Regions from separate parts of the Homo sapiens genome. Here region 2 is linked to region 1. The links are chromatin contacts, found by Hi-C or POLR2A ChIA-PET in ENCODE. All regions are on one chromosome and are shown on one strand. The core of a region is the stretch at or near the end of the contact, and the rest is flanking DNA. Distances in the headings are between cores, read along the strand shown. Region 1 holds the start of COQ8A (coenzyme Q8A). Region 2 has its middle 17 kb from the start of PARP1.

Region 1 (2,594 bases), core at 44-2,543:
AAAGGGAGCAGGTAGGGCAACAGTTATGTATTTGGCGCTCAGTAAATCGGCACTTTACACAAGATAAGGTGAACATAGAGTGGAGATACTTCACCTTTAATCTGTAGCTATCTGCTTAGGAACAAAAGGAAAGGCAGTTGCATGACTCAGCTTTCAGTTTAATTTTTTTTCCTTTTGGCAGAGTGAATTTTCGTTTCACAATACCAAAAAAAAAAAAAAAAAAAAAGCGGGGGGAGGCTCAGAATAAGGAACAATCCTTTGGCTTGAGTATTTCATTTCATGAAAAACTAAATTGTTATTTCTTTTTTCCACAAGAACGATTAACAGAGCTGCAGACCAGTGTTTGGGGTCATCTGAGTGGAAATTGTCGAGCCGACTTTGGCTCATACGTTCCTTTTCTCGTTAAGGAGGGAGTGACGGGGCAAATCTGCGTGCTGCTGGTGGCGGTGCCTCCCAGGGCTGCTCGGCGGGGACGCCGAGGGCTGCACCCGAGCTCCATCCCGTGTTGGCTGCGCGCCCTCCAAAACCCCGGCTGTCAGCGACTGCGGGCACCTGCACGCCGACGAGACCGGCGGGCGGACAGCGACTCCGGTGAGGGTACTATCTCTCTACCCTCGGGGCGCGGGTGGCAGAGGCTTCCTGTTTTGAGGATGGCGCCACACAAAACAAGCATCCTTAGCCTGAAGGGCCCCGGCCGAAGGGCCGGAAGTGGAAGTGCGCGGCCTTGCCCGCCGCGTTTCCCCTCCTCGGAGTGCTTTTTGTGGACCCTGGGCAAGGGGCTCTTGCTACATAGAGAGGAGCAAAGAACAGGCATCGCCCGGTCCTTAAAGCGGCGGCACCCTCCACGCCCCGCAGTCGCGTCTGCTTGGTCCACAGCCTCCCCTCCCAGGCCCGCGCAGAGGCCCAGCAAGCACCAGTCTGGAGGCAACAAGCACGCAGGGGTGCCTTTGCGGCCACGCACACTGCATCGCAGTGAAAAAGGCTCCCGTTCTCAAGGCGCATGCGCGCAGGCCAGCAACTCCAAAGCCAGGCCTCCAGCCCCGGTTTGCTAGAGAGAAAGGTAGCCGGGAGGTGGGGAAAAGGAGAACAGGAGGGCCCTGTCCGCTAAGGTAGCCTCCCATTGGCTCCTCTTGCTCCGCTCTCGGTCGCGATTGGCTACGGGCCGGGAGCACGGGCCGAGCACGCTCCCACGCGCAGAGCGGCATTCGGCAGGCGGACGGCGGTGCAGCCAATGGGAGCGGCCCGCGGGGCGGGGCTTGTGAGCTGGGGCTCCCCCGGAGCGGGCGAGTTGGTAAACAGATCCGGAGCGCGTGGCGGGCGTCAGCGCGGTGGCCAGCGCGCAGAGGCGGGCGCGGAGGCGGCTAGAAGGTGACCGCGGATCCCAGCTTCCTGCAGCCAGGTAAGGCTGCCACCCGCCGGCCCGCCGCGTGCCCAGGCGCCGTCTGGCTGCGGCCAGAGCTGGGGTCAACACCCACCTCAGCCCTTCTTGCATTCTCTTCATGTGACAGCGCAGCTTCCCCGCGAGTTTCGCTGGCCGCGAGCCTCAGGTCCGGACGCAGTGGGGGCGCCTCAGTTGCAGGGTGGGTCCTCTGCAGCCGTCTCACGTCCCTGGGTCCACCTCAGCCCCTCGTTCCTGCTTCGGGGAGGAGACGAGGGCCACGTGCAGAGCCTTGGGTCCCTGGAACACGCCCGCTGCTTGCCCGACCGCCTTCCCGCTGCCGAATGCCCGTTGCCCATGCCCTTTGGTCGCCAATACAGCTTTGATGCTTCGCTTTCTAATAATGTTGTTCTTCACTCCCAGACCCCCTTGCACTGTGTGTCTGGGGCTCTAGGCTCGTTGCCGCTGGCTGCAGGTTTGGGTGAGAACTTTGACTTCCTTGGCTGGAGCCAGCTGTTGGGCTTCGCAGGTGGGAATTTTGTGTGAACTTGGGACAGGGGATCCTTTTTGATCCTTTCTTCCTTTCGCTTTTCTTTGGCCTTTCCTCTTCTCCAAACTCTGGGGGGTCTTGTGAGTGGTTTGGGCTTACTCCCCTAAACTCGAACCTTTCCGAGGCTCATTCTCACCCATTGCACAGAGGTAACAGCCCCTCTGCCAAACCCTCTTTGGGCGATGGGGAGTGCTGCAGGGGCAGGTTTGGGTGTTGGGACTCCCCATTTGGGTGAGAGATGTCAGGTTCCTGAAGGGTGAGAGGCTTGTGTGCAGTCTTCCAGCCTGAGTCGGGCCTACAGCCTGTTGAAAAACTTGTGCACGTTCACTTGGGCCTTGGATCTACGTGACAGGATTGAGTAGCTGGTCATGCCAGGCCTACCTGATTGCCAAAGGATTTGAACATTCCTTGATGCCAGCCTGCCAGTTGTCACGCTGTGGATGGGTAGGTCATCCTGGCAGGAGGGCTCTTGGGAGACTCTTCTTTTGGAGGAAGGCCTTTCTCCCGAGGAGAGACAAAAGGGGAGCTACAGGAGCAGCATCTGTAAGACTCAGGCGGCTGGGTGCGGTGGCTCACGCCTGTAATCCCAGCACTTTGGGAGTCCGAGGCGGGTGGATCACCGTAGGTCAGGAGTTCGAGACCAGCCTGGCCAAAATGGTGAAACCC
Region 2 (2,594 bases), core at 54-2,553, 520 kb before region 1:
ATCTTGGCTGACTGCAGCCTCCTCCTGTCAGGCTCAACTGATCCTCCCACCTCAGCCTCCCAAGTAGTTGAGGCTACAGGCGTGCGCAGGATGCTACAAGCATGCCAGGATAATTTTTGAATTTTTTGTATAGATGGGGTTTCGCCATGTTGCCCAGGCTGGTCTTGAACTCCTGGGGTCAAGCAATCCCCTTGGCTTGCCCTCCCAAAGTGCTGAGATTACAGATGTGGGCTACCACACCCAACCATTCTACAAAAAATTTTAAAAAGTTAGGTAGTCATGGTGGCATGGGCCTGTAGTCCCAGAGGTTGAGGTGGGAGGATGGCTTGAGCTCAGGGCTGCAATGAATTGTGATTGTGCCACTGCACTCCAGCCTGGGTGACAGAGTGAGACTCCGTCTCTTTAAAAAAAGACAAAAGAGAGAGAGAGAGCGAAATAGCAGTGCTTGGTAGACTGAAATTTGAAATCTGCTAGGCAGGGCTGTTGTCCTTTTAGGAAAAGGGATGGGAAACCAGCTGAGAATCTGAAGCTACAGGGAGAGCAAGGAACCAGCATCTGGGGTGAGGACAAAAGGATCTTAACGGCCAAAGTTACCTCTATTTGGCACCACCCTACTCCTCCTTTCCCTCTGGCCTATTGGCAGAGTGGAGCTTCTGAAGCAGGCTGCAAGTTGCCTTTGACTCTGATCTTGTTATGGGGTCAAGAACAATCTTTGCTTTTAAAATCTGGCTACTTATTAAATCTTTGAAGTTCGAAAGATTGACTAGGGCTTGGGGAGTTCATTCCATAGCCTGGAAATAAATTGCCCTATTGTCCACTAGATGGTGTTCAAAATACACACACTCACCCAGCACAGGCAACTCTGGAAACACACAAATCAACCTAATGAGGTGTGATGTTGATGAAAGAAACCCGCAAGATCTACTCCAGCCTGGGTTGGTTGTCTTGTTTAATTTGCCGGCAGCACACTTGGAGAAGAGATTTGGAAACTGGCAGGAGAGGAGGAAGATGCGCCTTTTAGACAATCCCTCTGGTTGCATTGTGAGGAAAGCTGCAAGGCTGCAGGCAGAGAAAATTGGGAGCTGTTGGAGCCATCCTGGTGAGAGGTGATGGCGGCCTGGACCAGGACAGTGGCAGTGGGAGGAGAGAAGAGGATAGTCCTAGGAGGCAGAAAAGGCAGGGGTTTGAGGGCAGACTGGATATAGCACTCTTTGAATTTGCTAGTTTCAATTTTTTTTTTTTATTTTTTGTTGTTTGTTTTTTCCTCTGCACGTTGTAAGCTCTGAAAGAGCAGAGATGTGGGCTTATCAGTGTATTTCCGGTGCTGCACAGAGTAGATACTCAATAGACTTTTTGGATAACAATGAATAACAGAGCTAACATTTTTTGCATGATAATGTGAGCCCTTCTAAGCACTGTACATGTATTAATTTCATTTATTACCCCTCAAATACACACCTGGGCCCTGGCCCAGATCCAAATCTCTGGGACAGAAACCTAGGCCAGTGTATTTTGAAAATCCTCCACAGGAAATCCTTTTCTTTTTAAATTTTTAATTATTATTTTTAGACATGGGGGTCTCACTATGTTGCCCATTCTGCAGTACGGTGATTACTCACAGGTGCGGTTCCACTACTGATCAGAACGGGAGTTTTGAACTGCTCCGTTTTTGACCTGAGTCAGTTCACCCCTCCTTAAGCAACCTGGTGGCCCCTTGCTCCCAGTGTGTCCGGAATTGGTGGGTTCTCGGTCTCACTGACTTCAACAATGAAGCCGCGGACCCTCGCGGTGAGTGTTACATTACAGCTCTTAAGGTGGCGCGTCTGGAGTTTGTTCCTTCTGATGGCCGGATGTGTTAGGAGTTTCTTCTTTCTGGTGGGTTCGTGGTTTCGCTGGCTCAGAAGTAAAGCTGCAGACCTTGGCGGTGAGTGTTACAGCTCATAAAAAAAGCGTGGACCCAAAGAGTGAGCAGTAGCAAGATTTATTGCAAAGAGCGAAAGAACAAAGCTTCCACACTGCAGAAGAATATCCCAGGAGGGTTGCCGCTGCTGGCTCCGGCAGCCTACTTTTATTCTCTTATCTGGCCCCACCCACGTTCGCTGACTGGTAGAGCCCAGTGGTCTGTTTTGACAGGGCGCTGATTGGTGCGTTTACAATCCCTGAGCTAGACACAAAGGTTGTCGAAGGCCCCACCAGAGTAGCTAGATACAGAGTGTCCATTGGTGCACTCACAAACCCTGAGCTAGACACAGTGTGCTGATTGGTGTGTTTACAAACCTTGAGCTAGAGACAGAGTGCCGATTGGTGTATTTACAATCCCTGAGCTAGACATAAAGGTTCTCCACGTCCCCACCAGACTCAGGAGCCCAGCTGGCTTCACCCAGTGGATCACGCACCAGGGCTGCAGGTGGAGCTCCCTGCCAGTCCCGCGCCATTTGGCCGCGCTTCTCAGCCTTTGGGTGGTCGATGGGACTGGGCACCATGGAGCAGGGGTGGCGCTCGTCAGGGAGGCTCGGGCCGCACAGGAGCCCATGGAGGGGGTGGGAGGCTCAGGCATGGCGGGCTGCAGGTCCCGAGCCCTGCCCCTCGGGAAG

The links. A loop is a pair of places that touch in the nucleus more often than their neighbours do. ChIA-PET counts read pairs that join two places held with the same protein, here RNA polymerase II (POLR2A). Pooled maps may share reads with other maps.
Region 2: a map of CD4-positive, alpha-beta T cell shows a loop between it and region 1 (2.4-fold over the local background). The contact joins the enhancer-like site here to the promoter of COQ8A in region 1. A Hi-C loop is called at or near these places in 1 of 168 maps with a recorded cell type or tissue (CD4-positive, alpha-beta T cell) and 6 of 50 pooled maps. POLR2A ChIA-PET finds 5 or more read pairs at or near these places in 2 of 52 experiments (CD4-positive, alpha-beta T cell and CD4-positive, alpha-beta memory T cell).

Annotation. Positions count from the first base shown.
Region 1 is chr1:226,939,001-226,941,594 of GRCh38, forward strand. COQ8A (coenzyme Q8A) reads left to right here and starts at 1,294. Exons shown (of 15, transcript NM_020247.5): 1 at 1,294-1,399. RefSeq lists enhancers at 1-655, 390-439, 630-729 and silencers at 1,000-1,309, 1,360-1,519.
Region 2 is chr1:226,423,853-226,426,446 of GRCh38, forward strand. No RefSeq gene overlaps it. Among named protein-coding and RNA genes, the nearest start is that of PARP1, 17 kb to the left of the region's middle. RefSeq lists a silencer at 792-841. Within about 2 kb of position 1,304, at least 4 of the 41 ENCODE cell types and tissues checked have a DNase peak (open chromatin) inside an H3K27ac peak, as active enhancers do.